Linked DNA regions of Mus musculus: all the other regions are linked to region 1. Evidence: chromatin loops called from intact Hi-C (ENCODE). Cell type or tissue: left cerebral cortex. All regions are shown on one strand.

Region 1 (8,000 bases):
CATCAGCCTCAACGCTAGCCTTCACAAAGGAGAAACAAGACCTTGGGGCTGAGCGGACTATGTTAAACATGTATCCTCCTTCCCCAAACACCATCTGAGAAATTTTAAGAACTCCCAAGGACCAAGCAGAAGACATCAACAGCTGCTAAGAAGATGGCGTGGAGAGAGAGGAAACTGAAGGGGTGGGCGCCAGCTTCCTCAGCAGACAGTAAAGACAAGCAGAGAAGAGGGGCAAGCGGTGGCCAGGAGGACAGGGGCCACCTCTTCTCATTCCCGTGGAAGAGACAGGACATTCGTCCTGGTGCAGTCGAGGGTGCAGAACAACACACTGCAAAGCATCTCTGGAGCCGGAGGCCACCATGAACATCTGGCGGTTCAGTCGCGGTACATCCTCGTGCTCCATGATGGACAGGGGAGCTGCAGGGGTTGCCCGGTCTTGCTCGCCTGCGCCCAGAGCAGGCATGCACCTGCCACAACTTGTGCTAAGCAAAGGCAGCTTCGTGGCGCTGGTTCCCTCTCATCTTGGCTGTTACCATCCAAGAGAGCTATTCTCTGTAGGATTTCTCTGTGGAAAACTGGCCAACCGGAGAAAAAAAGGCCTATTGCTACTGAAATTAGATTCAGGCAACAAAATAAGCAGGCATCAGGCCTGCTCATGCTGGATAAGAGCCCAGTAGGCCCCATGCCCTGTCCCCTGCTTACAGAAGCCCCACTCAACACCCTAGATAGCCTGGGGCCTCCAGAGCGTGAGGAAAACATAACAAACGAGAAAACCAAACTTTACTAATTTTTTTCAAGTTTAAAACAGTCACCACACTGCTGCAACATACATGAGCAAGTAGAATTCATGTAAGTATGTACTGGGTTCTAAATTCCATATTCCTATGGAAAAAAATCATTATTTTTTATTTAATATTATTTATAGCTTTGGGCTTACAGTGAATGTTATACTGTCTATTAGGTTTTTAAATATGTTTAAAATTATCTTATCTATATGTGTGTTTTGTCTGCATGTTTTTGAGTGCCATGTATATGCCTGGTGCCCAATGAACCCATGAGAGGATGTCAGATCCACCAGGTCTGGAGTTATAGATGGTTGTGAGCTGCCATTTGGGTGCTAGGAATTGAATCTGGGTCCTCTGCAAGAGCAACAAGTACTTTAAACTGCTGAGTCATCTCCCCAGCCATAGATATATTTACAGCCATACACACACACACACACACACACACACACACACACACACACACACATATATGAAAGTACAGTGCACAGGGAAATGCAATATATTATATTTTATGTATATGTATGATGTCTCATATATATCATATATATGTGCCTGTTTTTCAGGCATACCCTCTCCCAGTTGGACAGTAAAGGCAAGGTCCATGTGGATCATAAATTCGTCTTATGGCACATATGTCCCCTCTCATGGATGAAGTAACTCTGATTGGGTCAAGAGAGCATGGGTAAGACATATGCACTCCTTACTGGTTCTGTTCACTGTGTACTCAAAAATGGCCAGCTCTAATTAAGATGACTTCAGTTCCCAGTTCCTGCCACAAGACCCATAAAAGCCCATGGCAGGGCAACATGGGGTTTCCATCTGTGGAGCCCCTCTCATTTTCACTCTTGGGATTCTGGGTTGTTTTTTTTGTTGTTGTTGTTGTTGTTAATTAATTAATTAATTATAATAATAATAATTATTATTCTTTAATTCTTTTTACATCCAGTCATTATCCCCCTCCCAGTCCACCCTCTGACTGTTCCTCATTCCATTCCTCTCCCGCTCTCCTCCTCCTATGCCCCCCCATCTCCAAGAGGATGTCCCTACCCCACCCCACCCCATCCCACCAGACCTCCCCACTCCCTGGGCCCTCAACCTCAAGTCTTTCAAGAGTTAGGTGCATCTTCCCTGACTGAGTCCAGACCCGGCAGTCCTCTGCTGTATATGTGTCTGGGGCCTCATATCAGCTGGTGTATGCTGCCTGGTTGGTGGCTCAGTGTCTGAGAGATCTCGGGGGGGTGGTGGGGGGGTGGGGTGGGGGAGGTCCGGGTTAGTTGAGACTGCTGGTCTTCCTATGTGACTGCCCTCCTCCTCAGCTTCTTCCAGCCTTTCCCTAATTCAACCACTGAGGTCCCCAGCCTCTGTCCATTGGTTGGGTGCTAGTATCTGCATCTGACTCTTTCAGCTGCTTGTTGGGCCTCTCATAGGGCAGCCATGCTAGGCTCCTGTCTGTAATGGTTTGTTTTTCTTCTGCTATGATAAAGCATTGACCTAAAGCAACCTCGGGGTGGGGCTTGGGGGAGAAAGGGTTTATGTGACTTACAAGCTGCAGTTCATTTTCAAGGGAGGCAACGGTGGAAACTCAGGCAGGGACTGAAGCAGAGGCCGTGGAAGAACCTGCTACTGGCTTAGCCCTATGGCTTGCTCAGCCTGTGTTCTTATTCAGCCCAGACCTGGCTGCTTAGGGATGGATTCGGCACATTAGGCTGAGCCCTCTTACATCAAATAGCAATTAAGAAAATTCCTCACAAGGAGAGGCCCTTGGGGCCTGAGGGTGTTCGATGCCACGGTGTAGGGGAATGCCAGGGTGGGAGGACAGGAGTGGGTAGGTGGGAAGCACTCTCATAGAGGCAGGGGGAGGGGGAATGGGATAGGGGGTTTCCAAAGGGGAGACCTGGAAAGGGAAAAACATTTGAAATGTAAATAAAGAAAATATTCAATAAAAAAAAATTTCCCACAAGTCAATCCGATGGCGGCAATCCTTCAGTTGAGAGTCCCTCCCTCTTCCTGGGTGACTCTAGGTTTGTGTCACCTTGAAACCAACTTTTCCTTAATAAATCTGTGTCCACTATGCCTACTGCTCAACTGTGGTTCCTGCTTCTCCTTGGGTTTGAGACAAGGAACTTGGGATCCACTGACTCTGGGTGGCCGTGGTTATTATCTGATTGTCAGGGATCCTAGCGACCCAGCTAAACTCCGAGAGCAGCAACAGGCTCTTCTCTCAGTAAACAGATGTCAGTTTCACAAATGGTAACCAATTCAAAAACAGAAAAACTGTGATGCGATGTTTATAGTGAAAACAAGGTTTAATGCCAGCTAATTTCTTTATTATTTCTGGGGTATGTGGAGCATCTTAAATGTCATCTAGAAAGTACAATGTACAGCAAAATATAATCTTTAGTTGAAAATTTTCATTTTATAACAATGAATTTACCTTTTGTCTCCTTAAAGGGAGCTTGTATACTTTAATTTTTTTCTGAAGACAGGTTTTTATATTTTGTTGTAAGTGTCCCCTCACTCCTGCCCCAGCTTTTGTATTTTTGTATTTTTAAAGCCAAACTACACAACTTTCAGTGTGAAAGACACCAAAACTAACAAAAATAAACAGAGAAAGGGACTTTCTGGGTAACAAAGGGAATGTAAGACACCAAAAACCCCAACCCAACCCAAACCAAAACAAGCAAAAGAAACCCCTGAACCATTAAAATAATTACAGTGATGCCCAGAAAGATCACAGTCCAGTTTTCCCTTCTTTTCTTTTCTTTCTTTTTAAAATTTTTTAGTTTTTTTCTATTGTTCTTTTGGTGTTTTGGGAGAGTCTGACTATGTAGATTAGGGCTGGTCTCTAACTTACAGATATCCATCTGTTTTTGAGTTACCATGTCCAGCTTAAGGCACAGCATTTCGTTTTGTTTTGTGTTTTTAAAGGGGAAAGGTGCCATTTAAAGAAATGGATACAACTGCATAAGAAGCCAGTCTTGGAAACTACTAACAGTTTTATCCCACTGGGGACTGTAAATACCAATTGTGGAAATCTCCTAGGAGTAAAACAAAAAACAAACAAACAAAAATCAAAGTAATGGAAAAAAAGAAAGGTCAAAGGTCATCCTGCAGGCGTTTCAGTGGGAAAGACCAGAGAATGAGCGCACATAATCAATTAAGCATACTAGAAAGCATTTCAGTGCCACGTTCATAAATCACTGGTCCAAAGGCATGGCGGAGAAATGAGGCCCACAGCCAGGTACTTAATCTTGAGTTGTCAGAGCATCGAGAACGCAGAGATGAGCTGGGTAAGGAGAAGTCACATACAAAGCGCAGGGATGAGGACAAAGGCGGCACACAAACCAGGGCACGAGGAACAGTGCCTTCAGAGTGATCGATCCCTTCGCCTTTTTGCACAGGACCGTACTAAACAGTAACTCCACCAAAATGAAGTGTAGGCCGAGGCAGAGAGAATTAGGATCAAAAAGGAACTGAAAGGAAGCATAGCGGGTTCCATAGCAAGGAGATGAGAGCTTGCTACGGTGGTTTGAATAAGAAATGAGCTAGCTCCACGGTCCTGCATTTGAACATCTCGTCTCCAGTTGGTGGCGCTGTTTGGGGAGCTTTAGCCGGTGCAGCGGTGGGGCTGGGATCGGTGGAGGAGGGCTTTGAGCTTAAAGCCTTGCAAAGTTTCAGTTTGCCCTCTCTGCTTATGTTTATAGCTAAGTATGTAAGCTCTCAGCTTCCTGGTCCTGCAGCCCCACTTAACCCTTGCCAGGCAGCTCATAACTACTGTAACTCCAGCTTTCTGTATTCTTGATGCTAATACCTGGCTGTGGGTCTCATTTCTCCACAATGCCTTCGGTTGCTTTGAATGGTGTCTTATGGAAGCAATTAAAGAAAATAAATCATCCTCTGAAGAGAGCGATGTTTGGAGAAAAAAATTAAAGCATCCCGCTGTGGTTTGAGTCATCATGGGGGGGGGGAGGTGGCATGGGGAGAGATGAATGATAAACTACACGGAGAATAAAGCAAAACAACAACAGCAGGTATTCTTTTAAATTGAGCTTCATTTGTACTTTTCATATACGTATGTGGCCGTGTCTCTCTTCTGCCCTAGGTTTGGGGGTGTCCTGAGAGGTCAGATCCCCTGGATCTGAAGTTGTAAGAAGTTATGAGCTGCCTGCCACAGGTGCTGGGACCTGAACTCTGTTCCTCTTGAAGAGCATCAAGCGATCATAACCGCGATCTAACCGCTGAGTCATTTCTCTAGTCCCACAAAGGCAGTCTCTAAGGCGGGTATGGGGTAGAGGTGGGGACTCTAAAGAAAGGAAATGAGTCTGGATTTAACATGGAGTAGTATTTGCCCAGAAACAATAAAAGTACTAAATATTGGTTATTATTTTTTGGCATTACTTTTTGATTGATATGTAGTAATTATATGCATTTTGGCATGGCTTATTTTAATACAGTGTATGCTGAATATTTAATTTTTTTCTATTTTTAACTTTAAAATGTTTTAATTTTTGGTTTGGGAGCTGGTTCAGTCCATAATGGCCTTGTCCAAGTGCAGGGACTTGGGCTGGCGTCCTAAGCATGCACTTGAAAAATCAAGTCAGACAGGAGAGTGTACGCCTATAATCCCATTGCCAGAGCCAGTGGTGGAGACAGGAGGATTCCTAGGACTTGCTGTATAGCCAGGCTAACTGAAATAGCAACCTCTGGTTCTGAGTGAGATCCTGTGTCAAATAAGGTGGGGGTTAACTGAGGAAGACTTCTGGTATTGACCTCTGGCCTCTACAGGCCGACACCCACAGATGTACTGCACACTTCTCTCTCTCTCTCTCTCTCTCTCTCTCTCTCTCTCTCTCTCTCTCTCTCTCACACACACACACACACACACACACACGTTGTAGTCTGTTAAAATGCATAACTAATCATGTCAGACTCTGTTGCTCTTTTGTGCTACAAAACATTAGATTGGCACCAACTGTGGTTTGAAACCGTTCTCCACTCTCTACTGTCGAACAGCTGATTGTTAAGTGGGCCAGTGGAAGTGTGTGTGTGTGTATGTGTGTATACACATGTGAGCATGTGTCTGGGGATCAGAAAAGTATATATGTAAAAGAGATGAATCTTCGCCTTTTCTGGTGACAGTCAATAAAGAGTGTCTAAAATGAAAATTAGATCAAGATTAATAGCCTTTTAAAATGTGTAGTTAAAGTTTTAAGAATGGGTAAGGAAATACAGGAGGTTGCCCTCAGAGTCAGAGTCTCTGAGGGAAAGTACTCGCTGCACTGTTGTTTGTATTTTATGCTTTTAAGTAATTCTTAACTTCGGAAACTATGAAATTATGCATAACTGTATAACACTATAAAAATCAATGCCAGTTGTTCAACATCTCTGCTTCCCTTCAGTTTTATATTGTACTACCCTCTGCCCCCCTGGCCCACTGAGTTCACAGGCATCTAAGACAGTGTCAGACTCACCTGAAATCTACCAGAAACAACCAGAAAACTATCTCTCTCCCCACTTCTAGGAGAGAAGCTGCCAGCCAGCAGCTTGGCGGTAGGGTGAGCCTCCACCTTGCTTCTGAGCTGGGAGCGCCTTCCAGATTCAGTGCTTTTTCCAAATCAGAACAGAAACCCTAACTCTCCACTCCTGGCCCCCAAGCTGACCAAAGTGACTTTGCAGGAATAGTCATTAAACTGGAGGAACCTACAAAAGGAGAACCATGCACAGCCCTAAACCACAAGGCTTCTTCGATTGCTTTTGTCCTTCGGAGACAGCAGAATGGATGGGCTGCCCTGGGAGACCTGGCAGATGGGAAACTCGTTAGAGATGCAAGCTTCAGAGAGAAGGACCCGTGTATGTCAGGAGTTTGGGGGGTATTCACTGTTGCCTGGAAACCAGAGACCAAATAGGAAACAGGAAGCCCCGGGAGAAGAGAAGAAGGAATACTTGAGCTTCGTTTCCAGAGGTGAGGGCTGCCTGCCAAGGCCCGAGGGCAGCTCTGTGCCTTATTTCTCCTCCAGCCTCAGACAATCAGCACTATTTCCCCTGGCTCCCACTCCTTCCCAGCCTCTCTTTGCACCTCTTAGAGTCTAGGTGAGCCTGTAATGGTGTCCGAGGACATATTTGTGTGTGTGTGTGTGTGTGTGTGCGTGCACGTGCACGCACTGAGCCTTGGGCCATTTTCTGGAAGAAGTCTCTGACGAAACTGACAGTCTAATAGAAAAATTGCCTCACCTCTGGGTTTCTTGCAGCTGTTTGGCTACTCGGGCCATGGACTCCCAGGTCTATCTGTGTGACCCTGGGTGAGGCAGGGTCTGTCTGAGTTTGTCCTAGAAACTGCAGCTGGAGCAGTGTTTGGCCAAGTTGGAAGAATTCCTAGCGTACAAGGGAGCACAGAGCATAAAACCCGAATGACCTCTATTCTGGGAACCTGCTGAACACACCAAATAGGTCCTTTACTGAGGTACACACAGGCCTAGCTAAAAAGGGTCACTCAATGGGCCATTCTGGTTCAGAGCATGGTCTTCATTGTCTCGTACATCTGTCTGTCACTCCAAATGCAGGTGGAACCTCTTCCTTATTCCCATCTTGGGAGCCAGATTATTGTACCCACACCATGGGTATTTTTTTGGAGTTAGCACCTGTGCACTTGAAAGTTTGGGAGGAGGGTATGAACTTGGGGATCAGGCAGACTGATCCCCATCACTGAAGCTGGGACAGCTTTGCCTCAGCTTCTTCATTTAGAGACCCATGGGAATCCTATGGGTTCAGTGAGGCCATGAGGATTTGGGTATTTGAAATCTGGGTCTTGAATAGACATGGCTCCAGAGAGGATATACAAATGGTCAACAAGCATCTAACCAGGGTAAAACCAGCGGAAAAATACAGCCCCATACCTACACGAATGTCTATAGCAATGAAAAAGGAAAGGAGACCGTGATGGGCGTTGCAAGGCTGTATGGAGCCTCTGTACACCGAGGGGAGAAATAGAAATGCAGCTGTGGGGGAAAGGCTGGCGTCTGTGATCTCCATCTCCACGTCCCCAGTGGGCCACCAAGCCAGGTTTGGTGCTCCTCTGAACATTGCATCTCCAGTTGGTGGTGCTGTTTGGGGAGCTTTAGCCAGTGCGGCAGTCGGGGAGGGCTTTGAAGTTAAAGCCTCTCTAAGTTTGTAGTGAGGATGTGAGTGCTCAGCTTCCTGCTCCTGCAGCCACACTTG
Region 2 (8,000 bases), 57 kb after region 1:
CCTCTGATTTATTATTAGTGCCGCTCCATTCCTACTACTAATAAAGATTGTTCAAGTCAGCAGTAACAAGCAGGAGAAGGGACTGCTTGTTCCTTCTGTCTCAAGTAGGAAACTGAAATAAGTTCCATTTCTGGCTCAACACACTGCCATCACAGGACTTTAGTGACATCTCAACAACTGCTTCTGTGTGCATCTTACTCCTTTCGGATTTCCCCAACAGGCCTCATCATTAAACCTAAGCTCAAAACAACACAAAATATGTATACTCAGCTCGATGGAGGTTCTTCAAAGCCAACATTAAGAGGCTGACTTGAGTGGCTCTATTTCTCACCTACCTGGACGTGAGAGCAACAGGGTGGGGGAGGCTTATCTGAAAAAGAACTAAGATCTAAGATGAGAGGCCTGCAAGCATCCAAATGTCTGTAGTCTCCTTTACGACTGCCAGATTTAGTGGGTGGAGAGAGGGACAAGCACGGCCCTCAAGTCATGGGGTTAGGTGGGCAGGTGATCCCAGTCATCCTCAATGCCCTAACACTGACCTTCAGATCGCTGAGACACTGACCCAATTTCCCCACACTATGGCTGGAGATAGGGAAAAAGAAATTGCTTTCACTGGGCTGAAGAGCTGGTGTGTACACATCTCTTCAGAAGATTCTCAAACTGAAATTTAGACACAAGCCATTTTTGAGAAGCAAATCCAAAAGGTACTTAAGTCATTTTGAAGTGGTTCATAGGCAATTTATCATCAATACTATTTAATAGCAATTCTTGTACCTCAGAGGCTTGAAGAAGCAATAAACCCCCAGCTATAAAACCAGGATGGCACTACGTTTCTAAGAAATAATATAAAAGAAAATGAATGCAAGCCCTAAAAGGAGGCTTGTCAGCCACACCCCAACCACCGCTAGCTGTCACCCCACAAGCAGCAGTGGTCCTCACTGCTGTTGCCCCGCACAGTGCAGCTCAGCATCCATTTCAAAAGGATCCAAGTCTTTCAAAAGCATTGCGGGCAGAGGATTTCTTCTGACTAAAGCCAATCTTCCAGTAAGCAATACCAGTAACTCTTGTTTGCAGGAGGTTTTGCATGATGGCTTAAAATCCAGGTAGAAAGGAATGTGCCTCAATAAACAGGAAGGGTATGTTCTCTTAAAAGGCCAATGAGTTAAATCTATTAGTACTGATTTCCAATCAATAGACTGCCTCAGTTTTAGATGTATGTAATTTACAGATTTAATCTCAGGAGAAGACTTTCTGCTGAGGTCATTGGAGAGGAAATGCAGCCAGAGACTGACGAGGCTGTGTCCATCTTTGCTCCAACCATGGAGGGGCTAAGCATGGCTCATTCCTCCGGGATAACAATGTTCTTGTTGGGCTTCTAATAAATCAAACTCTGCAAACTCTGCAGTTATGAACACTGTGACTGACTCAACGTCAGGATCAAGAGCCTGTAAGAAGGTGGCACAATAGTGGGTGGTCCTGTTGACACAGAAAAATAACTGCTACGGGAACATAGGCCTACAAAGAGGGAAAAACACAATCCCAAGGCAGATCCTTTCTGAACTGTTTACACAAATACACACTGAACGAAACCAAACAGAAGGCTGCATTCCATCAACTCTCCTGATCCTTACAGCTTAGCCAGCATATTGAAATATTCTGAAAAGCAAGCACATGGAGCCCAAAACGGTGCTTGGGGCATTATGCAGTCATTGTTACAGGTACACTTTAAAAACAGACTGCTGAAAAATAAGCCTCTCTGTTTGAATCAGTTGTTAGATGAGAGATGGCTACTACTACACACTATCATACCAGAACATACAATATCCCAGTCGGTCTGCTTGTAAAGTTTAAATTTTAATCGAGTTTCTGAAAGAGTTCTCCTTGGCTATGAGAGAAACAAATGAGCTTTACTGTCTGTGGGAAATGAGCTGGTGAGAACTAATTTACACCTGAGGGTAAGCATAACAGGATTCATTCTCCAGTAAGTAAAATACTCAAATATTTAATATAGTTTGGCAATGTTTTCTTTGCTTCAATTATAATCTGATACCATTTGGTGAATTACAGATAAAAAACAACTCACCTACTCTAATGCATCTCTCACGGTTTCTAAAATCATCCTAAAAAGCAATGACTGATCTTTAGAGCAATCTCAAGGTAGAAAAATAGTTTTACTTTCAGCCAGGAGCCATGGTGCTAATAGGGCCTGGCTGATCAAATCTGAATCCGGTTCTTCCTCTACACACCCGTAAGTGTCCAGAGCTGGGTGTACCAAATACAACGCCCATCTCAGCCCTTTCTCTTTGGCAAAACTGTGAGGCTGGCCTGTGCGAGCTGCCCATCTCCCCAGACCTGATTCACCTACATTGTAACGGCTTTAGCATATTCATGACAGAGTAGTACTACAACAGCCACGGGGCTCTCATTCACAGTATCTCAAAAACAGTATGCATACTATTTAAAACATTATTCTGGAGCAAAACAAACTAAGGAATTGCTTTAAAAAAAAAAAAAAAAAAGAGGCAAGACAAAAGTAAGACACACGGGGAAAGCCTGCGCTGTAGCCCCGCTGGCCACTGCGGATCTGTCTGCGTATACTCAACACAACACGGGTTAGCTTAGACCGTTATCTGAAAAATCATTCTCTCACGGCAATATGTGCCTTTCCCTGCTTGTCTAGGAAGTCTCAAATAAGGTATTTCTGTCACATGACGTCTTTGAATTATTCAAATTAGAAACACTCAGAAAAGGCTCTTCATTTTCTCTTGGACTAATTTCTTTTTTTTAGCTAATTACTGTAATTACTGTATAGACAGTATTTTCTAGTTAAGCTCAATGGGCTTGGTGATAAAATACTTCTGATAAAGTATACAATTCTTGAAGGACACAATGTGAGACATTTTACATGAGACCCAAAGAGCAGTTTGCTAGGAGGTGTCTGTCAGTCAAGGCCTTTGCACACGGAGCCACTGTAAAAGTGGGGACCCTCAACAGTCAAGCGTTATTTTTGGTTAAAATTCTAAGCTATGTCAAGTCCAACATTCGTTTTAAAAATTAAATGTGTTATTGCCTAGGAGAGCTCTCTCCAATGCTTGGTCAGTTACTAACAAACATGGTTTTCACACTGGGGACCGACAGTAACTTTCTGAATACAATGTTCTGGTACATTTTGTGAAGTCATACAAGAAAAGGTTTTATATTTTCAATTCCTAGAACTGCAAACTTTGCCTTTATTCTTCTTAAAATTGCTTTGTCTTACAATAAAATACATACATATACATGAAGAACCTTTTAAACAAGTATGCTTTTGAACCTCATACTGAACAAAAACAAATTCAATAAAAAATAAGTCTGGCATACTGCACATTAAACACTGCAAGGGGCAACAGCACAAGAAACACCAGGGTCTTCCCTGGGACACCCGTGGCTGGATAACCCACCTGACTTGTGAAAAGGCTACAGAAACCCGAGCGCGGGATCACCGTGCTCCTATGCGGATTTGGGCCCAACAATGAATTCATACAGAAAGTTAAACTTTAACCCTGGTGTGTTCTGGAGCCTGCTGGCACGTGAACACTCAGCCTTTGTCCCTCCTGCAGGAAATCATGTTCTCCTTCTAGCCCTCAATTCCAAACGGTAGTGTTTAAATGGATCCCTCATCCAAAGCGAGGCATGCCCTCCCTATCTATCCCAGCCTGCACCCACAGCTTCCACAGCAGGTCCCTCCCAGGTCTTGCTGTGGGAACGTGAGGCAGCCACTGGCAGAGGCTGAGCAGAACCTGCAGGGTATTTCTCACTGCACCTAAAACAGCTCCTGATGGAATCCATAAGAAATGTTTTTCCATTTTAAAGTGTATCTAAAAAAGATGGTTTCCCCTCCAAAATTAGTACAAAGTTAAAAGAAATGCAAATTAGCTACAATTTATTCCAAGCACAGCACCGCCAGAAGACGCACACACACTATTTGGTGTCGGCTCTCCTCGCACTCTGTTAAGGCAGTGGCTTCCACAGGTCAGTTCGGAGAGAAGAAGCGAAGTTCATGGCAGTTTGCTTTGCAACTCCATCGTTTTTCTCTGGGAACATCTCACTTCATTCCCTGAAATTAGTGCTTTTGGTTCTGAGCTCCGGAGGCTGGGCTGGAGCCTGGGGGCTCTTCCTGGCACGGGATGGTGCGGCTGGGGCTCTCGGCAGGTCCCGGTTCCACACGGGAACAATAGCACTCCTCTTCTGTCTCAGGCGTTTACTCAAAAGTCATCAAGTTTGTAGGAACCTGAAAAATACAAGCAGCCCACACTGATGGCTACCACTCCAGCCGACTGCTTAGCTGTTTCTACTAAGTCCCTGGATACATCTCTGTCACTGAATACCTCTGTCACAATGTCCTAAAGTGAATCATCCCTCAAATCCACTCTGCGGTGAGGGGGGATTGTGTAACTTGAAATTTAACACATAAATTGTATTATTATGTAACACATAAAATATAGTTTCCTATTAAATAATGTGTTTAACAATTTATATAAAATTTAACAAACCAAATTCAGCATTTATTTTGTCTTGTTATTTAGCCAAGCCCACATCACGCTGACCTACACATCTCTCTTGAGACAGACTCAGCTTTTAGCCCAGGCCACCCTTGAGCTTGTGAGTGCTGGGAGTTAAACATGAGCCACCACTCGGTTTAAATGTCCTTCACAGGGAATTTGTTACAAGTTGCTTTGTGTGGTTTACAACAGTGAGTCTAGCATGCCACATCACTAGAAAATCACGGTTAATACGCTTTTCCAAGTTGATGTGCCTGGACAGGAGGAAGGACACAGTTTTTGTGCCTTACAGGGGCCTAATGGGTGTTTACCAAAATAAATAAATGAATCAAAGAAATATGGCAAACCTTGTAGAACAGAATTCCATACAATTACCATCAATTTAAAAAGCTACACTGACTGTTTTATAGCAATCATGAAGGACTTTTCTATGAAAACTTCAGAAATACTAAAGAGTCAAATCTATTAGGAAAATTATCTGACACTTTCTGACTTAAAATATATGCAACAGTTTAGCACTTTGAGATTACACTGTATTTAGTTTGATTTCTTTTTTTTTTTAAATTAGGTATATTTTCCTCATTTACATTTTCAATGCTATCCCAAAGGTCACCCATACCCACCCCCCTAATCCCCTACCCACCCACTCCCCCTTTTTGGCCCTGGTGTTCCCCTGTACTGGGGCATACAAAGTTTGCAAGTCCAATGGGCCTCTCCTTGCAGTGATGGCCGACTAGGCCATCTTTTGATACATATGCAGCTAAAGACAAGAGCTCCCGGGTACTGGTTAGTTCATATTGTTGTTCTTAGTTTGATTTCTTATATGTCTGAATTAAAAGAATTACTGTGTTGGGGATGAAGCTCAGAGGCTTCAACACACTGGTCAAATGTCTTCCCATGGGGCACAATTCCAGTCTCTAAAACTCAGGACTCTCTACCTAAGGGCTACTGAGTTTCATGGAGCTACTAGCACAGGAATCCTAAGTGCTGGCAGAGCTGCTAGGTCAGTGGTCCCCTCCTCACCCATAAAGTGGCCCAGTGGCTCTCACAGGCCAGCAGACTCTCTCTGAAACCTGTTACCCTCTGGAGCTGAAGTTATAGGTAGTTGGGTCACTAGATATGGGTGATAGGACTTGAACTCTGGTCCGTACAAGAGCAGCAAGCATTCTTAGCCATGGGGCAATCTCCAGCCTGACATGCTAGCTTTTGCATGGAGAATTCTACTAGATAATCTGCCTGTACTCCAGACACAGGCATTCTAAAAACCTCTAGCTTTATCTGCACACTTGCTGTCCCCAAACTGTCCCTCCACTCACCCTGTTCTTATGCAGCTTGTTCCTTCCAACCACTCACTTCAGTATCACTCTGGGAAGGCTCAGTCACATATTTACCTACCTGTCTTTCTCTCTCTAGTTTATATTACATAGTTTTGTTTACTTATATCTTTATATCTTTCTTTCTTTCTTTTTTTTTCTTTTTTTTGAGACAGGGTTTTTCTCAGTGTAGCCCAGGCTGTCCTTGAACTCAGAAATCCACCTGCCTCTGCCTCCTGAGTGCTGGGATTAAAGGCGTGTACCACCTTATATCTTTAGTAGGTGTGCTCAGCTACTTATATCTTTCTAAAACAATCTGTCTCTTAAACACATGAATAAAAGTTTGAAGATACAGTTTCTGAAGATGAAGAGAAGGAGGAAGAGGAAGAGGAGGAAGAAGAAAAGGAGGAAGAGGAAGGGGAGGAAGAGGAGGAAAAGGAAGATGAGGAGGAGGAGGGGGAGAAGGAAGATGAAGAGGAAGAAGAAGAGGAGGAGAAAGAGGAGGAGGAGGAGGAGGAGGAGGAGGAGGAGGAGGAGGAGGAGGAAGAGGAAGATGAGGAGGAAGAGGAGGAGGAGGAGGAGGAGGAGGAGGAGGAGGAGGAGGAGGAGGAGGAGGAGGAGGAGGAGGAGGAGGAGGAGGAGGAGGAGGAGGAGGAGGAGAGTTCACCTGTTGCTTGTTACTCTGGCAGGCCGCGCTCAAGTGTTTAAACCACAGCATTGCATTCATCCTGCTGCCAGCTTGAAACTTGTATGAATTTCCTGTAATTGCCAAAAGCAAGTAAAAAATAATCAGTTTAAAGACTATAACACAATATTCCTGCCAGATATGTAAGACTGAATGAAATATGACTACAGAGCTCAGTTTCAGAATTTCCCAATGGAAATTCTTTATGCCATCTGCTCACAGGACCTAACATTTAGAAAGTCACCTTTCTACCATGCATACAGTAAACGTGATTATGGTTCCTTCTCTGTGTAGGGAGTCTACAACTCTGCTCATGCCAGCCCCGAGCCCTGCTTCTCAATGCATCCTCTAAAAGCAGTACAGAGGTTTCACCTGTTCATGATTCTATACATCTACCACTTAAATAGTCATTCCTAATTACATCAAATAGCCAGTTATATAACACCAACATTGTTAAGACATATGCCAAGTTATTACAAATGTTCATATCTTCTGGGGGGATCTCTGGGGGCTTCCGACTTGCTAAGTGCTCTACCACTGAGTTTAAAATCTCCAGCCCCAGGAAGACAGCAAGTGTTTCTCTTTTAGGAAGTTACCCTGTGTGAACCTGGCAGCTCCTGTGTCTAATCTCATTCAATGTGAGACAAGACGGGTACGTGATGAGGGTGTTTTACACGGCTCCATAAAGTAATGAGGAAGGGGTGGGGCGAGCACTGATCTGTGAGCTGCAGCGTGCTGAGCCCAGCTGTCTTCTTTTGCCACTCATCTCCTAGGATGCAGAGCCTGCACCCAGCAGTGCTCAGAGCCCTCCGAGAGGCTCCTGAAGCCTCCTCACCTGCAGAGGCTGCTGTCCTGTCTTCATGGGATGCTCATAAAGCCCCTTAGTCCTGTTCTGTTTGCTGAACTCAGGTAAGCATCGCTACTTAATCGGAATAGAGAGGTCTGCAACTGCAACTCGTCAAGGCTACAATCTACACAGTAAATACTGGTGCTTGTACGAACCATAAAAACCTGGGTACTCCGAAATAGTTCTAGGAAGTTCGCTAAGAAGATGGAAGGAAACCGAAGAGTTTGTTAATAAAACTCAATATCCCATTTTAAAAGTGCAATTTTATGATGAGTAGCCATGAGATTCTACGGGACTGAGGCTTTAATTTAGAGAGCTGGGAGTAAGGTGTTCTTACTCTGTAAGCTGATTTACAGCCAATTTGGTGCGACTTTTTTCTTGCATCTACTATACAAATTAAAATTTTAATTTAAAATTATAATACATGAAAAGCTATTTGTTGATACAAAAATCACACCTGAAGAGATGTAAATATTCAGTGGTGAAGTTAATTAAAGGTGATCTACTTCAGTAAGAGTTGCTAAGTGGACGATTTGGAACAGATGTGCAAGAATTCTCCAGATGGACTTGTACGTGGTAGCTGTCAGAAACAGCTGGCAGCTGCTGTGAAGGAA
Region 3 (8,000 bases), 110 kb after region 1:
CATACGTGTGGCAGTCTGCAAGTGTCATGGCACAGAAGGACTCTTACTTCACTGTCTCTATTTCTCCTGCAGGAAACTGCGCCCACTTCCATAAAGGAGGCTGGTGGTACAACGCCTGTGCACACTCTAACCTCAACGGAGTATGGTACAGAGGTGGTCATTACAGAAGCAAGCACCAAGATGGCATTTTCTGGGCTGAATACAGAGGCGGGTCCTACTCCTTGAGGGCAGTACAGATGATGATCAAGCCTATTGACTGACACCTCCAAGTAAATGACACAGAACTTCACTTCCAGTTCCCCAAATCTAAACATTACACGTTACTCTGCACAACTTATTTTTACAGGTACAGTTTTTAAAATACATTTTACTACTATAAAAATGTATCTGTGAAAACAGTTCCATTCTCCTTCAAGGAAGATTATGCAAATCCTTGTTATTTTAAAAATTATATTGACTGAATATTGGTAAATGTAAATATTGGCCACAATGTAAAACAAATCTTAGCTTTATTTTGAATCAAATCCAAATACATGTTCAAGATACTTCATGATTTATTTAAAAAATATAAGTCTGCTCTAACTTTCACTGAAAAAAATTATTTCAAGAGTTCAGCCAATTAGTGCATTTTATTTATGAAAATACAGACAGGAAACTAGAGGAAAAAAACTCTAGTTTTGCCACTAGGAAATGTTTTTCCAGTAAGTACAACTTTAAAATAAAATTTTAAATTGAATTTATGCTTGTAATGATTTTCCTCTAATAATTTAGGACACAAAGTACAAAATGTATCACTTTAAAAATGCACAACTAACACCCTCATTACATAAACAAGTTAATTTCTTGACAGTCATGATATGCTAATATCAAAATCTCCTGATACACGTTATGTAATGACAAAAGCAACAGGGTACTGATATCACAAAACAAAATCGCCAGTATACCAACTTTTTAATATATTTGAATTATGATTCTAAATGTATTCATTATCCCCCTATCCCAGTCATTGAACTTTACCTCAAAAACACCCACCTAACTACGAGCTAGCAGTGTAGCTCAGTGGTACTGTGCATGCCTGGCATGTGTGAAGGCCTGGGTTTGATTTATAGCAATGGCAAAGGAAAAAAAAAATCTGTCTGTGACTTGTGAAAAAGATTGGATAGCTTTATACTTACATCTAAAAGAATTTCAACAATCAGTTAAAGACATTTTCCTAACAGTGAGGATACAACAGCCTTAAAGCAAACTCCATAGGCCCTGGCAGGTTCAAACTGCTAACTCATTTTACAGTGTGTGTGACTGACCTTTGTCCTACTTTGTCTAACTCATCTTCCCAATCATCTCCATTATCAGGGCCTCCTAGAACCACTTCCTCCCAGTAATTATTCACTTGTTACAGCTAATCATCCATCAAGCTAAAATCATAAAGATGTGAGACAGATGGTAAGGTAAAGTGAAAATGCAGCAGAACTAAAGGAGCACCCTGTCCACACGGGGGCAGTTTAACACGGACAGCCACACAGACACCCTGTCCACACGGGGGCAGTTTAACACGGACAGCCACACAGACACCCTGTCCACATGGGGACAGTTTAACATGGACAGCCATAGGCAATCCAAGTTCCCATGCATCACAGAGGCAGTGAAAACCCCTGGTAAAACCCATGACTGAGTGGCAGTGGCATTTGTCTTTGCCACCAACCAGCATGTCACACCTGACATCAGAGGCAAATCTTACAGAACCATCCCAGAACTAAAACCAGAACAAGGTAAAAGTAAACACACAAGATAGAAAACAAATGAGCTTTCAAATTGCCCTACCTTGTGGATGGATTCTACTCTACTGCACAGCTGGTGCAGGTTCGCTCTTGAGCTCGCAGAAACGTGGCTGAAGTACCATCTGTACTATTAACGACTGCACCCCCTCCACCGCCCTGGATGAACACTATCCAAGTTTGCATGAGCTTACAGTGACCCATGAGCTTTCCTTGTCAGTGATTATGACAGCGAGTTCTAGGACAGCCAGGGCTACCCAGAGAAACCTTGTCTCTCAGAAAAAAAACCAAACCAAAGCTAAAGAAGAACTGACAACAATAATTATATCAGGCACATATGGTTGAATGCCTAGTTGTTATTAAAACACGTTACTAAAGGGTCAACAACTGCAATTCTGTTTGTGGCTAGCAGTCACTTCTAAGTATCTGTTTCTGTTTGTTTGTTTTTTTGTTTTTGTTTTTGTTTTTTTGTTTTTAGACATTTATTGTAGAAAGGCAGAGAGGTAGAGTAGGGGAAGTAGAGACTGGCTTAATAACCTCTTTTAAAAAACCATAAGCACAAGAATATTAATTAACTCCATCCCCAACTGACATCTGTCACAAGTCTTTGAAAGTAGCCACCCTCACAACAGAAAGGACATCAGTGGGACTTTGAACGTACTTGACAGGAGTGAGGGTCAAAGGGATGGGGGGGGGGGTGGAGGGGTGGAGACTGCAGTTCTGCCTAAGGAGAAACCTACAGCCAGGTGCCACTGGCTAAGAGTTCAATCTCAGAATCCACAAGAAAATGATGGAATGTGCTCTACTGCTGGCTTAGAACATGATATATAATCAAAGGCCAGCAAGATGACTCAGCGGCTAAGGACAGCAGGTGCCAAGCCTGATGCCCTGAGTTTATTCTCCACACAGCACAAGGAGAGAACTTATCCAGCAAGTTGTCCACTGACTTCTGTATACACTCTCAATATCAATGAGTAAATATAAACATTTAAATAAGTAAAATTAATCCAGAGCATATATTACTTACTAAACCAAAGAAATGAAAGTGCAGTAAAATTCTTAAAATATAGATACCTACATGTTTCTCACCATTAGAGATCTTGATATCACTGTCGGTGACTTTTGTATATAACATTTTATCAAAGGAAAAGGGCAAGTATTTCTTTAGTTCCTTACAGAAAGAACTATAGGACGGGACTGGCAGTGTGGGCTGCTTGGTGGTAGACTGTCTAGCATGTTTGAAGACCTGGGTTCCATCTCCAACACAAGGAGGGGAGAAAATCAGTTATGTTGTGTAACCTGTAATCTCAGCTTGGGGACAGGGGACAGGAAATAGGACACAGATAGCATGAACAGATGGGAAGATCCTGAACTCAAGGCCTGCTAGCACACAAACACACCCAGAAGCCCAAAACAACAAAAGTAACTGCAAGAAGCAGGACCTTGTTGAAATATCTGAACAGAAATTACTGAGAATTATAGCCTTAAGAACTGCATATAGGATAGCAGACTTTTCTAACACCAACACTACACTGAAAAACTATATTCTGGGATCAACAACTGAAAAACACAAAACAAAACCAGATAGTCTGAGGGTTCTTTTAAATTTAGGTATGCCTTAAAATTTTTGTTAACTTTGATGATGGATTAAAAACCCACTGTGAGAAACAATACCGATCTCCTCTAACATAAGAAACAGCCACTCAGGAGGTGTAGTTACTGCCAGATTCCTTGTTCCTAAGGCCATGTTCAGTAGCATGTACCCTGGAATAGGGCTGCTGCATTCCCAGCTATGTGTCCAGCAGCAGCCCTAAATACAGTGCTGAGCAAGTACAGCTGCCAGCTGAGGCATGCGCCCTCCCCCTCTACTTCTCCTACTTCTCCCCCCCAACCCACGGGCACCTAAAGAACTGCAAACATGCCACATGAACACAGTTCTGTATGACAATAGAACAAATGAACAGGCCAGAAAGGGATCCTTTGAATTGGCAAGTATCTATTAAATATTTCCTTTTATTTACATGCTAAAACCTCCCATCCAAACCAAACAACCAGCCCAACAACAACAAAACAAGCCAAAGACAATGAAGGCCTTGCAGCGTGGGTTGGACAGAACAAGGTATTACAGAGAAGGGAGTGGATGGACAGCAACCCTGCAGGGCAAAGACCACAAAAGGGCAATCCTTCCAACAGAGTCCTCAGTGAAAATGTGATAGTTCCGCTGTAATTGAAAGGGAGACTTGGAAAGAGCTGTCTCTTTAAGGCTGAGAGAACTGTATCTCCATACATCAAAACAACTGACTTGCTGTCTACCACACAGCTGGAGAGCTACCAAAGCTTCTGTGCTCTGCTTCCCTAAGCGTGTGACAACTCACTCACTTTCAGTGCTAGAAATATGCCTTCCTCAGAACATATTCTAATTTGGTTACACTACTGCATTTTTCTGTGGCATGAATTAAGTAGAAACGAGGTTTAGAAAATACACATGAAAAAGTATTTACCATGTTTCACAAAATTAAATTATTTTTGAGCAATGTTCTAGTTCTCTCTCCACAGCGAAGTGGAATTTCCATGCCAAATCCCTCAACAAACCCCTTAAGATTGCTCTCCAGTGACAAGGACAAATGAATGCTGCTAATGGTTTTCAGATTTAAAGCAACAACTTTCATATAAAACCAATTTTTCCTTGACACTTGCCAAACTATTCCTCTCTACACAAACTGCACCCTTGTTTTGAGATTTCTTGACTATATTGTCCAACTGACCACTTTTCCACTTTTTTTGCCTTGAATGCAAACCAACAGAAGAGGCCATTTTTAAGGGAGGAGGAGTAGGGTGCCAGGAAAGTAATTTCTACTTCCTGAAATGTAGTACACGTTGATTTACTTTTGGCAATATGGAAGAATCTCATTACTATATAAATCCCTAACACTCCTTTAGAAAAATCTTTACAATGAATGATCAGTTTTGATTACTAACTTTTAATGTTTTTTAGTCTTAAAAATGCATTATTAGCACGTGTGTGCCTGGTGTGTCATGTGTTCCTGTAGAAGTGAGGGCACGGTTCTCTTTCCACCTTGATATGGGTTCAGGACTGTGTGGCAGGACTAAGCTTGCTGACCACCGACAGCCTCAACACCACCCTGAAACACTAGAGGATTAGAACACCTCTGTTAGGAAGCAGCTGTTCACCGATTACCCTGTCTCTATGCACTAAAGATCCTTTTGGTTGATGACATCTTTTCTCTAAGAACTTCTACAGACAAAAGGGAGAACGGAAGCATTGAAAACTGAGTATGAAAAGAACAGTGAAGTGAGTATTTGCTTCCAGACATCTTCAGTCGATTCTGCCCCATCAAATGTACAGAATCTTAAGAGTCATTTTGGAAGCTGTTCTAAGTATATTTTCCCATGAGTAGGATTCTAAAACCAAGGAATGTTAAATCAAGACCTAATTAATTTAAAATGAAATTAAATATGAAACACCAGCATAGAATATAAATCAGCAGCAAATCTTCTTTCTTCAACACACGTCATTACTACAGACCTCAAATGAGGAAAACGAACCATTTGTCTACAATGTAAAATAAGTCATATGAGGTTTACGTCAATATTTTCTTAAAAGAACCAAGTCTAAGGGCTGGAGAGGTGGCTCAGGGGTTAAGAACGCTGGCTGTGAAATCCTGAGGGTAGGAATTTGGATGCCAGCATCTGTGACAAGCTGGGCATCTGGAAAGTGAGCTCCAAGGGATCTGACAACCTGTCATGCACAACGTGCATCTAGGAGAGCGTCCACACACGCACACGCACACACAACTAAACTTAAAAACAAAACAAAACAAAAGTATGTATGCCTTGACAAATTAAACTGAACAAAGTTGCCCTATAAGAGAAGAACATTTCTCAAGCTGGAAAGTAAACTTAAGTCATAACTTGTCATGTGACAAGTTTCAAGTGTTTATGTCAACTGGTCCGTATCTTCTCACTCTTGAATGGGTGTTCTTCACAGAACAAAGTAATGGGTAGCAGCTTAGAAATGGTGTACAGATGACATTCGTGGGAACTAAAATAGAAGATGAGACTGGGATCGCTCTGCAGGAAGGGGAAGCATTCACGTAAGCACATGTTCAACTAGGAGCCAACGTAAGTATCTCAGGTTGACAATTTAGTTTCTAAAATTAAGTAGATAGACATACAGGCCCAACCTAGAGCGAAGTTATTAAATGATATATGGCAAATCCTAAGATCACTCTACTGTACTCAAGAGTATAGTGCAAAATAATTAGACAGGTATCTTTATATGACTACATATTTGGGGTGGGGGAGGTCAATGAAACAAAGCCCAGAGGCTTAGGAATTTCCAAGAGCAAAAATAACTAGCGTCTTAATTGCAAAATAAGATGAAGTCTGAGAAGTATACAGAAGAAAACCTACAGGATGCTGTCATGTGGTTGAGGAGGGATAGCGGCATGCTGAGCAAGAGAGCAACAACAGGACCTTCTCCTCAGGTAAAGTCAAAAGCATGCGACAGAAAAGTAAGACTTCAAGACACAAGCACATATAAGAAGAAAGGAAACCCGGGGTCATGTGAGAGCATACAGGAAAGAAAATGGTTCTGGTATTTTCTACAAATCAACACCTTCATGTCAGAGTTTTGCCTTGTCTGCTTTAACTCAAAGGAATGGCAGTGTTTCAGGCCCCAAGACAGGGAGACAAGGGGCCGTCTCCAACAGAAAACCTTTCCACATTCTGCTCAGCAACTTCCCTTCTTTCCTTTGTATACACAGAGGTTCATGAATATACACAACTTTATGCACACACAAACATATATGCTCACATACACAGCTTCAACTTCTGCACCATGTTTCCACTAAGAAACCATACAGAGCAAAGATCCCTGACCTGGAAAGCACAGCACAGGGATTAATTTGTCATTCTTCTCACTCCTAAATACAATTTCCCTACAAGATAACTAATTAAGGCATCTAATACAGAAAAGCAATTCAGTGAGAAGGCAATCACAGAATCAGAAAGTTTCTGAGTTAGTGAGTTTAGCAGGTATAACTGGGAGCATGCTAGAGAATACCATTAGACTGTGGATATCATAAATGAGTTCTTAGGACTGTAAGTCAGTTTCCACTCTAGGGCCCTTAGCTCTCAATTTTGAAGTAGGTGGACTAAAGGCATCACCAAAAGAAATGAGACTGAAATCTAAACATAAAGGATTAAGCATAGAAGAGCCTTCTTAGAACCAACAATCACCAATTCTCAGTCTAATGATCCCATGTAACAAAGGGTTATTAATGCTCCTACGGATCATCAAGACAAGGTTTTAAAAGCTCCTTTGTTCTTTCTTTCCCTCAAATTACATTCCTAAATATGGGTGGAGCTAAGCTATGATTGAAAAAAACCAAAAACCAAAAAACCCAATGCAGTAATCATTAACTACACGGTGCTTTGGGTTACTTATGCCTTCAATAGGGTGTGGGGCTCATGGAACCATGTCACCAGACAGAAAAGACTGATAAGGTTGAGCTGATTAAGGAACCCCAGCAATTCTCATAATTGAGAATGGTGGGCATTTGAATCTGTTCCAGACCTGTCTCCTGTCCTGGAGCATGTAACCACGACACCCCTTTAACATGACAACTGGCCATGTAGCACAGAGCCTAGAGTGCTCTATGCTAATAAGGTATAAAGATGGGTATCCAGAGTTTAGCCAATAAATTTACCTTCCTGGGCATCCCCTCCAACAAAAGGTACTTAATCTCTGGTCCACCCTGAGTACATTGTATGCATTCTTTTCCACCATGAATAAACAATTTGGACAAGCAAGGACTGTCTCCTCTATCAAGGGAAGCCGTCATCATAGAGCCACGCCTAAGTCTCCTGCAGAAGGCCCCTCTCACTCCTGGTGCTTTACCCAGAACTAAGCTGGATCACCCCCATACCCTTCACCCCAGGCTCATCTTAGGCATCTGGGTGCCCAGGAGTTTGAGAACCCCCAGCCTCAGTTCCAGCCTGTACCATTTCTCACCCAGAGAAACACAGGCTGGGGCCCTAACTTAGGCTTTGTTTCACGTCCCCTGTGCAGCATATCTGTGTGCCCCGTGAGCCTGAAGAAACACAGCCTAGCACCTCTGTATTTCGCCTCCCTGAGAGGCTCCATGACAACCTGGCGACAAGGCGAAATGCAGACCCACACCAGAGATCCTAGGACATCCC

The links. Peaks named below come from ENCODE experiments on the same cell type or tissue, not always from the same donor. Only the 100,000 strongest peaks of a DNase experiment are listed, where the experiment ranks them.
Region 2: it touches region 1 in a loop (2.1-fold over the local background); 3 of 42 quality-filtered maps call a loop at or near these places.
Region 3: it touches region 1 in a loop (2.4-fold over the local background); 2 of 42 quality-filtered maps call a loop at or near these places.

What each region holds. Positions count from the first base shown.
Region 1 is chr1:156,748,175-156,756,174 of GRCm38, forward strand. Gm39683 (a long non-coding RNA gene) reads left to right here. Exons shown (of 3, transcript XR_865660.1): 2 at 1,349-1,467; 3 at 4,888-5,087. Among named protein-coding and RNA genes, the nearest start is that of Gm39683, 7.8 kb to the left of the region's middle. In left cerebral cortex, a CTCF peak has its summit at 4,377 (motif pointing right); DNase peaks (open chromatin) are centred at 581, 4,368 and 6,698; H3K4me3 peaks cover 537 bases.
Region 2 is chr1:156,804,924-156,812,923 of GRCm38, forward strand. It overlaps Ralgps2 (Ral GEF with PH domain and SH3 binding motif 2), which reads right to left. Exons shown (of 19, transcript NM_001159967.1): 18 at 6,522-6,613; 19 at 1-4,270. The coding sequence ends at 4,241. Among named protein-coding and RNA genes, the nearest start is that of Angptl1, 30 kb to the right of the region's middle. In left cerebral cortex, no CTCF peak of the experiment used is centred here; DNase peaks (open chromatin) are centred at 3,779, 4,415 and 7,287.
Region 3 is chr1:156,860,343-156,868,342 of GRCm38, forward strand. The region is part of intron 8 of Ralgps2 (Ral GEF with PH domain and SH3 binding motif 2); the gene reads right to left. Angptl1 (angiopoietin-like 1) reads left to right here. Exons shown (of 5, transcript NM_028333.2): 5 at 73-736. The coding sequence ends at 260. Among named protein-coding and RNA genes, the nearest start is that of Angptl1, 25 kb to the left of the region's middle. In left cerebral cortex, a CTCF peak has its summit at 1,512 (motif pointing right); a DNase peak (open chromatin) is centred at 4,120.